2 separate regions of the Homo sapiens genome follow, and region 1 is linked to region 2. Evidence: chromatin loops called from intact Hi-C (ENCODE). Cell type or tissue: PC-3. All regions are shown on one strand. Each heading gives the region's core, and the rest is flanking DNA. Links, peaks and the distances in the headings are about the cores only. Region 1 has its middle 650 kb from the start of LINC02476. Region 2 has its middle 180 kb from the start of LINC02476.

The links. A loop is a pair of places that touch in the nucleus more often than their neighbours do. Peaks named below come from ENCODE experiments on the same cell type or tissue, not always from the same donor. Only the 100,000 strongest peaks of a DNase experiment are listed, where the experiment ranks them.
Region 1: it touches region 2 in a loop (5-fold over the local background); 1 of 110 quality-filtered maps calls a loop at or near these places.

Annotation. Positions count from the first base shown.
Region 1 is chr7:119,254,277-119,259,674 of GRCh38, reverse strand. No RefSeq gene overlaps it. Among named protein-coding and RNA genes, the nearest start is that of LINC02476, 650 kb to the left of the region's middle. In PC-3, for the core only: no CTCF peak of the experiment used is centred there; a DNase peak (open chromatin) is centred at 2,754; H3K27ac peaks cover 1,366 bases.
Region 2 is chr7:120,087,552-120,092,949 of GRCh38, reverse strand. No RefSeq gene overlaps it. Among named protein-coding and RNA genes, the nearest start is that of LINC02476, 180 kb to the right of the region's middle. In PC-3, for the core only: a CTCF peak has its summit at 2,826; a DNase peak (open chromatin) is centred at 2,799.

The sequences.
Region 1 (5,398 bases), core at 251-5,250, 830 kb after region 2:
TAGCTGGGCGTGGTGGCACGCACCTGTAGTCCCAGCTACTCCGGAGGTTGAGGCAGGAGAATCACTTGAACCTGGGAGTCGGAGGTTGCAGTGAGCCAAGATCGCGCCACTGCGCCACTGCACTCCAGCCTGGCGATACAGCAAGATTCCGTCTCAAAAAAAAAAAAAAAAAAAAAAAAAAAGAATCACTACGTTAGGTAAACCACATCATCTCAGGGGCTGTTTCCTAGAAAACCAGACTTTATTCCACCAAAGCACTTAATGAAACATTGTGTCGTCTTTGAACACCTGCTGAGCCTACAGAATGTCAACACCTCAAGATGATGGTACTATATTCAAGAAGTGTCTTTGTAATTACACCCCCATTTTCTTCTCAGTTGCCCACGTACAATCCTGAAATTAGCAAATGTAGAGAATAAAGTTGAATTTCCATAAACAAATTTATGTTTTCTAATTAGAAAGTTCTCTCTTTTACTATTGCTGTAAATGATCCTAAAGTACTCCAGAACAATGAACACGATTTTGTAAGTTTGGCTTATGCTAAAAAACTTGGTAATTATATACCGAGAATATTCTGTGGGCCACTGTGACCAGAGGACCTTTCACAATATGACCAGTGAGATCATAGACCCTTTGGTATCCAACCCGTGCAGACATAACAAGGAAATCTTCAGAGAAAGGAAAATAATCAAATTATACTTTTTGCATCAAGTGCTCAACTTGTTCAATCTTGCGGATGTACACATGAAAATAAAACAAAGTAGTGACAGTGTTTGCAAAAATTATAATAGTCTCTTTGCAGAGACACTGATTTCTATGTACTTTATTTGTTCTTGCCCAATTACTGAATTTGGTAAGTAGAAATGACTTTCAACACGCTTCAGCAGTGAAGAACGACCAGCCACGTTTTTAAACTACACTGATAAAAATATATAGACAGATAATGGATTTTCAAAGCCAAATTGTGTAGAAAAGGAACAGGAGCTGGCAGTGCTCTGGGAAATGAGATCTGCTCAGAGCTTTTTAAGTGACTTTTATCATGAAAAAATTATTCAGGAAAAGCTATTTAATTCTCTCACATAATATATTCTTCAGGTTTGGAGAATTATGACTATCTTAATACTTCACATGACATATTTCTAAGGCTTAAAGAAACAAAATGATATGAAATATTTATTGATAACCCACAAGGCAAGATATACTGAGGTGGTATTAAGTTCTTCTGAAGTCCAGAAACACATATTGGCATCATAATTGTGACTCTTAACTGCATGCTAAAGTAGACTCTGAAAGAAAAAGTAAATTCAGATTAATGACTAATAACGGAGAAGATCGTTCTCTGTTAAACACAAGGTAAACTCTTTTGTTCATGGGTTTATAAAAGTCATATGTAAATAATCAACTTAAGGAAGATTAGTCATACTAACATTTTTATCTCACATATTTTTTCTTCTTTGATTTTCTCATATTAAAAAGGGGATGGGTCTCCAGTGAGGCCCCACCTTCAGTCCAGGGAGGGCCTGAAAGCTAGGGACCAGGCTGCCAGTAACACAGACTGGAATAGGGACTGTGGTGCCTTTTACAGGCTGGCCCGTGGAAAACTGGCAGGGCTTCCTGCCTCTCCAGGGCCTCCTCTCTGCTGAGAGCTGAACACTTGAAGGGATGACTTGCCTATAGAGAGGAGCTACCCACCTGCAGGTCTCCTCTGAGCTTTTCTAACACTCAGCAAAGCTCCTCTTCATCTTCCTTTCCCTCCACTTGTCTGCGTACCTCATTCTTCCTGGGTGGAGGACAAGAACTCGGGAAAAGGCACCGTCGGCCACAGAGGTTTCTGGCCAGAAAAGCAACACCCAAAGATCCCATAACAATACCAACATTTTTATCTCAAGTACTTTTTCTTACTTCTTTGATTTTCTCATATTAAAAAGGCATTTGCTAATTGTGGACATGAAGAATGAGAAAAGGAATGAGGGTTATCTTAGTGTTAACACAAATCCTATTCTGTTAGTTGAGTAAAATGGATTTGACAACGGAATATTTTAAACCAAATACATGAGGTTGTCCAAGAAATCCCCATTTTCTATGTGTTTTATGGGGAAATATAATTATTTGCTGTAAAAACCATCTGCTTTTCTTGCCAACAACTTCACTTTTAATCATTGTTTCAAGAGAATGAATAATAAAGAGACATAAAAGCAAATAAAGGGAAGAGCCTTATTTGTATTTACAATCTCAGAACCAACAACGCCTTACACTTACACTTTGTTTCCGAGAACATGAAATCTTAAAACAAAAGTCAATCCCAAATAGGTTGCTCACTAATAACTTTATATGTGCTTTCTTCAAATCCAAAATAAATTTAAAATACCTAATATTTTATTTATGATACACTATAGTTAAAATTACAAAGTAATAATATCAACTACTTCATAAATCTGTTTTTAATCCATTTTGCTGGCTTTATAGGCAGAACCTAGTAAAGTTAAGGAAGATAAATACTAAGTACTGCAGGTGTTTAATCAACACAGTCCCTTTTGTATTCTATGATTTGGCTCTTCTTTTCATGATATATCATCATAAAATATGGATTTTGTTCAAAGCTTTCCATTAAGAATCCAAGATCATTACTGAAGGTGAGGATAGAAACGAAGAGTTTTTCTCCGGACAATCCTCAGCTCTGGTATACTCTTGCCTTTCCACCTCATCAGCTCTACCAAGTCTGAATTTCCTGACTTTTAAGGCACTATGCCAGCTCCATCTGTTTACTCACCTAATATGAGTTAAATTTGTTTAAGGATGAGTTTACCTACTAAGGGATTATCTTTTATTTGCTTATTATTAGCAGCAGGAAACAGTGTGTAGTTTTGTCCATGTTCTGTATATATGTGGGTTCAGAGGTTTAAATGATGGGAAATGGAATATATGCTTTTTTTAAAAAGCAATATAATTTACATTAATTAATTTAACATACGGTCTTGGGTCCAGCCAAAGCCAGGGTTCCACTGTACAGTACATTTTCTCCCTAAAGCCAAGGAAGGAAATGAGAAAATCTGTCTTTGTGTGTCTTGCCAGCTTTTTTGTTCTTTTAAAAGTGTTATTATACCTTAGTAAGAAGCAAGCTTCATATGTTTTATGTTTATCTCTTTTTCATTCATAATCATGTTTTCATATATTAGAAATACTTTGTCTTTTATCAGTAAGTCTATATTATGAAATAATTTACTCAGCTCTTAATATTGACATCTACTTCAGGGATGACTGTACAATTTTTGACATAATATCAAATTCTTGCACTCATACACACACACAAATCCTCCAAATTTTTACAATATTAAAGTTTTAAAATTATTTTAAATACATTAGTATGGACAAAATATAAGCATAAAATTATAAAATACTAAATGAAAGGCTCTCATGACAACAGTACCATCACTACATTGTTCCCAAAGTAAAACTGATGGTCAGATGGCAAAGTGCCATCAGCATTAGTGTTATGTAACAGTTGCAAAGCTACCAACATGAAAAGGTTCACTTTGGACACTTAGATTTCACTGTTTGTTATAATACAAGTGAGAGGTCTCCAAAATATTAAAGATGAGCATGTTAATTAGATGGTAAGATGTTAAATATTTTATTTTCTATAGATTTGAAAATGTGTTACTGTTAAAACAAAAGAAGCCATCATTAATCAGGCTGGTTTAGAAGCCTTCTTTCAATAATATGATGTAATACAACCTAATTATTTTATAATTATAATTTATGTACTAATCATTGCACTTCCAAATACAAAATTATGCTGTTTTTGTTTTCATTTTTCTCCCCTTGTAGAGCTTGAAACCTGTAAAATGCTAAGCTAATGATATTTTCCTTTTAAATGTTAAAAAGATAGCTATTTATACTGGTTCAAAGTAAAATTTAAAAGCCTAAAATATTTTATCAACTATGAAATATTTTAATTAAATCATATTTATATTATTATGTGAATTAAATATTTCCATTATAAATATCATAAGTATATTTATACATTTCCATTATAAATTTTATAAATATATTTACATAGGCTTACTTTGGATATATTTTTGTCAGTTTTTCAGATGAGCTGATATGACAGAATCATTTACTTTTCAAATAAACATGATGCAGCATTTCAAATGCACATTACTAATAATTCACTCTTTAGTTGATGGGTCTTTTATTGTATTTATTTCCAAAATCCCAGTTTCTTCTATTATCTTTTCCTTAGAAAGTAGATACATTTGAAAAAACATGGTTATAAAAGTAAATTTAAATCTCCCATTTCTCCAAAGATAGGAGAGAAAAACAATCAACAGTTTGTCCATGGAGAGAAAAATTTTCCATTCCAAGGATATAAACACCTTCATGAAGATTAATATTTTCTACCTAGTATTTAAAATTTCAGCATTGGTATTAGGGGTAAGACAGACTATTTGTTAGATCACTCTTGAATTAAAAAAATAATAATTGCTGTGAATCCAAGTAACACAAGCCTGCCTGACAAACAGAATGACATTTCATATTCTAAAATATGTCACAATTATATTTGAATCTAATTTAATTTTTCTCCTACCAGCAGGACATCTTAAAACAGATGCTTTTAAGAATGTCATACACATCTACTCTGTTTATCTCACATTGCTTTGCTTCCTTTTTGTTTTTAATTGATTCTCTCTATGTAGCAGCAGTCTTATAATTCCTGACTGTTTCAGTAACCCCATGACTCATCACATAAATTACTCTGTAAAATTGCTTGTACAATCTATACCCTACCTAGATATTTCACATGTTAGGGCTGACAAATAGAGACTATCACAGAATTAAACTTAGGACTGTGAACCAAAGTTAAAACTCAACTAAGTAAAACTGTATTTTGTGAACTGAGCTTAGGTGAGCTGAGGTTATTAATTTAATATTTCTCAGTGCACTTCCTATCTGCAAAATGGGAGGATTAGATGAAATATTAGTTAAGTTCTGAGTAAGAAGTTTGAATCTGGATTCTAGTCACTTAAAAGTTAGAATAAGATGACTTTGTCTATTCAAAAATACATTTATATAATTAATTTTCAAAAATTTTACTTTTATAGTCTTATCTTTAATACTTATGTATCTTTATGTTTAAAAATATTTTAATATGTGACTATATCTGAAGACCAAATAATTTGGTATCATCACCAATAGAAGTGCATCCTTCTGTGTTCAGACAAGAGCACTGAATTGAATCAGCTTTGTCTTTATAAGGGCCACCGGGTAAAAGTCTTACTTCACAATTAATCTCTGAAATTTTAGGGAAAGTTTTTATTCTTTATCTATTTAATGAAGAATTTGTTAAAACTGATTCTTTATAAGAAATTTATTTAGTCTCCTTTCTAGTTAACAAATC
Region 2 (5,398 bases), core at 77-5,076:
AAAATATTATATTGTAAACCTGACATTAAAAATCAAATGTAAATCAATAAATATTTGCATGTGCATTAAGTACAACATAGCTTGTTTTAAAATACGTAGCTAATAAATAATAGCAAACACTCCCAAGGAGTTTATAATCCAGCATAAACTGATTATAAAATAAAATAAAATGAATACATATAATGCAGATAATAAAAGTTAAAATGCCATAAATACTACAAAAGACATTTAAAAATGCAGTGAGGAAGATTAGAGAAAAAATAGATTAATATGGATAAAATACCAGGAAGAGCTTCATGGAGGGAGTGATAGAGTTTAACAAGCAGAAATTTCAGAGGGAAAAACTTGGGGTGGATACTTCAAATAAGGAAATAAAAGAAGAAGCGAGCAAAAAGGGGAGGTGTGGAGTGTATGGAGAAGTTTTGAGCAATAGCGGTTTATTAGAAAGAAAATAGCTTACGTACCTAAAGAAGTACTGGGATATGCAGGCTGAAAATATGATGGGCATATTGCAAATAACCTGAACGTCAAGTTGAATAGGTTAAATCTAATCTTAGGGGAGGCTGAGGCACGAGAATCACTTGAATCCGGGAGGGAGAGGTTGCAGTGAGCCGAGATTGCGCCACTGCACTCCAACCTGGCAGCAGAGTGAGACTACATCTCAAAAAAAAAAAAAAAAAAAAAAAAAAAGGTTAGATTTCACTTAAAAGGAAAGACAGCAACAGAAAGTTTTTTTAGTAAGTATATGAGCAAGAAAGTTTAATTTTGTGTATTAGGGTTCTCCAGAGAAACAGAACCAATAGGATCTATTTAGATGTAGATCTAGATGTATGGATTTATTGTAGAAATTGGCTCGTGAATTTATGGAAGTCGAGAAGTCCCATTGTCTGCAGTCTTCAACCTGGAGAACCAGGAAACCTGGCAGCATAATTCAGGCTGAGCTGAAGGGCTGAGAACCTAGGGCAAGGCGTGGCAATGGTGTAAGTCCTGAGTACAAAGTCTAAGAACCAGGAGCACTGGTGTGTGAGGGCAGAAGAAGATGGATGTCACAGCTGAAATAGAGTGAATTTGTCCTTTCTCTGTATTTTTGTTCTATTCTGACCTTCACTGGATTGGATGATGTCAATTCACTTGGATGAAAATGATCTTCTATACTTAGTGTACTGATTCAAATCCTAATGTCTTTCAGAAACACCTTCACAGACACAACTAGAAAGACTATCTGGGCATTTCTTAGCCCAGTCGGGATGGCATACAAAGTCAATCATCACATTTTGAAAAGTATACAGAATGAATCATGTGAGCCACCTTTCCAACTCATTTATTTTTCAAAGGTCTTTATGTGGATTAAAAAATAATCCTATCATTCAGTGGCACTAACTCCTAAATTTGAGACCATCATTTTAGTTTATACAAGCACCTTACTTAAATTTATTTTTAGTTTGGTATATTGTTTGACACTCATATAGGAAGAAAAAAATGTTTTCAAAATGGTCAAAAGAATAAAGTGTATAGAGATTATTAAATTAATTTGAAGAGTGTTATAATTCTCTAATCAAGTAAAATTAAGTGTGAAATAGGATAGGGTAGTGGTAATGAATATAAAGAATTACATTTAAGGAAAAAAGAGAAATGATCATAGTTAATCCTAGTGTTTTGATCTGTAGGACATAAAAGAATGGAGAATAAGCGAATTGTATACAAATGGTAAGAGAAAGCAGCTTGAGGTGAGTGGGGCCACTGGTGTTGAGAAACGTGTTGAATTTCACCTGTGAAAGACAGTTGAAGTTAGGCAGAATAAAGTCACAGTCATGGGAGAGGATCTCTGGGAAGAGATAATAGCTGGAAGCGAGGTTGGCAATTATCAACAGCACAGACATGATTAAAACAATGGAACGAAATATCAACAAAAGAATAAAGATTATAAAGATAAGACAAATAGAAGGATAATTTGGGAAGACCCTGTTTAAATGAAAGGAGGAAGGCAAAATACACAAAGTAGTTACAATAAAGAACAAAGATATTTGGAATGATGATGGTAATTCAGGCAATATTGCTGCTCACGAAGATGGAAATTATAGTAGGCCATTTAACTTCTACTATGTGCTAATAATCACTGTGCTAGTTGCATTTAATGCTTTTCAGATTTAGTCTTCAGAACATAACTGTGATGTCTGTATTATTTATTTATCCATTATTTTTAAATATAAAAAAGTGATGCTCAGAGAGATTTTTTTTTAAAAAAAGGGGGCAGCCCTAGGATTTTTTAAACTTGAGATTCCTAGATGTTAACCTTAATAAATATTTCCTCAGATATTAAAAAATCAAGAAAAGAGATCAATTCAAGAAGGGTGAAATCTACTTTGGCTATTAAACAATCTGTCAACTGTAGGTAAAGGATATAGGCTTTCTGATTTTATGAATTAGATAGGCAATGAAAGAAATAAAAGTGGGGCAAAGACTTTTGTTTCTAACTAAGATGTAGTAACAGAGACAGAATTATCCACTCGATCGGGAAAAAATAAAAATCAGAAAAAAATACATGAAATAATGGTTTTCACTATGTCAGACACCAGGCAATGAAGGATAGTGATGCTTGAGATGTAGAAAATAAATAAGGTAAGCCCCTTTACTGCCCAGGCTATTTCCTGGAGATAATTTACAGGCCATAGTGCAGGGAGAAGAAACTCAGGAAGAGTCCTGTGCACTGCAATGGAGCTGAGATTTCAGGGCCGGGGGAAAGGAGGCTGGAGTTCACGGGGCGGAGAACTGGATGGGAGAGGACTTCACAGAATGCAAGGACCATGGAACCGCAGGGTGTCAGCCTTGAGTCTTCAGCTAAATGCCCAGTACATGAATGTGAAAAAATGACTTGAGGCCAGCACAGAACTCTCCAAAAGGATTGGTTGAAATAAATTCTAAGATTCACAGAGGGGCAGGGATATTTCTCATTCCTTTATTAAACAGGGTGGAATTTCTTCTATATGTTAATTACTATGGTGGTTCACATATATCCACATATTTCTTTTCTTTCTTTTTTTTTTTTTTTTTGAGATGGAGTTTCACTCTTGTTGCCCAGGCTGGAGTGCAATGGTGCGATCTTGTCTGATTGCAACCTCTGCCTCCCAGGTTCAAGCGATTCTCCTGCCTCAGCCTCCCTAGTAGCTGGGATTACAGGGGCCTGCCACCACGCCCGGCTAATTTTGTATTTTTAGTAGGGACGGGGTTTCTCCATGTTGGTCAGGCTGGTCTTGAACTCCCGACCTCAGGTGATCTGCCCGCCTTGGCCTCCCAAATTGCTGGGATTACAGGCATGAGCCACCGTGCCCGGCCATATATATCCACATATTTCTTGATGTTCCTCTTCCCAGGAAGGAGACTTTAATTCACAACCTCTTGAGTATGTGATTAGACTTAATGAGTCACTTCTAACAAATAAAGTATAGAAAAATAAAGATGCTTAACTTCACAGTAGATAAAACAGGCAGATACCACTTTAACCCAAGTGGTCAGGGGTTAATACCACTAGCAATGTCATTTTGATGCCTGTACAATTTGATGTGAGGTGATGTGATGTGATGATGTGATGTGATGTGATGTGATGTGATGTGATGTGATGTCGTGATGTGATGTCATGATGTGATGAGAAAGGCACTGTACCTTTATGATATTTTTCTCCAAAATCCATAGCCTCAATCTATTCATGAAAAAACATCAGGTAAACTCACACTGTGGAGCATTCTACAAAATGCCTGAGCAGTACTGTTTAGAAGTGTCAAGGTCCTGTGAAACAAGGAAAGACTAAGAAACTGGCAGAGATTGGAGGAGATTAAGCAGATGTGGCAAATAATACTCTGGACTGCTACTGGAACAGAACAAAGGAAATTGATGGTCACATGAATTCCAAATAAGGATTTTAGTTTGGCTAACAAAAAGAGGAGAAGGAGAATAAAGGAAGAAAGAAATAGGTAACCTGAATAGTTGCATATATAATAACAAATTATATTAAATGTAAAACATCCCAGAATAAATAAAACTTAAGGACCAGATGTCCTCACTGGTGAATTCTAGCAAGCACTTAAGGAGGATATAACATCTGTTCCACACAATCCCTTCCAGAAAATTGAAAAGGAGAAAATACTTCCCAACGAATTCTACAAGGCTAGTGTTACCCCAATATCAAAATCAGTACAACAATAAAACAAACAGAAATCCTAAAAGATATTACAAAGAAATGTAATTACTGACCAACATTTATATAACAAAATTTTAGCAAAGCAAATAGAAATACATATAGAAAGGATAACCCACATTACTAAATGGAATATCTTCCAGGAATTCCATTATTCAAACATTGAAAAATCAGTCAATATCTTTTCCTATATTAGACTACAGAGGACTAACCACAGAATCATCTCAAAAATGAATAAAATTATTTGACAATGTTTAAAATTCATTTCTAATTTTATAAAAAAAACTGTCAGCAAACATAGAAAATAACTTCCTCAACCTGATAAAATTATCTACAATTTATCTAGAATTAAATTTGTCTAGAGAAACAAAAATCTCTAGAAAGAAACAGAAGAAACCAAAGGTGTAGCTCAGTCTTTTTATAAATGATTCTGGAAAGTAACATGCCATCACTTCTACCACATTTTATTATTTCGAAGCTATCTCAGCCTACACTGAGGATAATGAATTTAAGATTCTCTTCTTGTAGGGAGAATCATGTAAATATTTATCCACATATTTTGAAAACCACAACTGCTAACCCTCTGGGCACAAATTATTTAATTCCACATTAACACACACACACACATGCACACACACAGGCACACACATGCACACATTAAATCGTACACTTAAATACATTCGTTTTATTATTTATCAAATTTAATAAAAATGTTTTTTAAGTAGCAAAAGGCAGAGGGATAAGAAACAAATTAAGACACGGAAACAATACTAATAAAGACATTTTTTACAAAGTGGCAACATGAGCAGTGTCATATGATGATGAAAGTTTACAGAATTTGAAGACAGAGAAATTCCTTTTGGAATTGTTGAAAACTTGATCAGTATATGTCATAGGGAATTTCTTTCAGAAAAGAAAAAGTTGAAAATATCCTCAGGTTAAAGCCAGCAATTAGTAATATATACCTTCCCTATTTGTTCAAATGGTTTGTTTTTTTTCCAGATCTTACTGTTTCCTTAATATTTAATTTCATTACCACCTCTTAAAATGTTTGATTTTAAAATAGCAGGTAGAAATAATATAACTTAACTTCTTAAATGACATGAAACTAATTAACTTTGAATAGGTATTTCCCATAATTCAACTTAGAAGAGTGAAAAAGGTGTAAAGTTCATATTAGAGCATCTATACTCTTCAATAAATGTG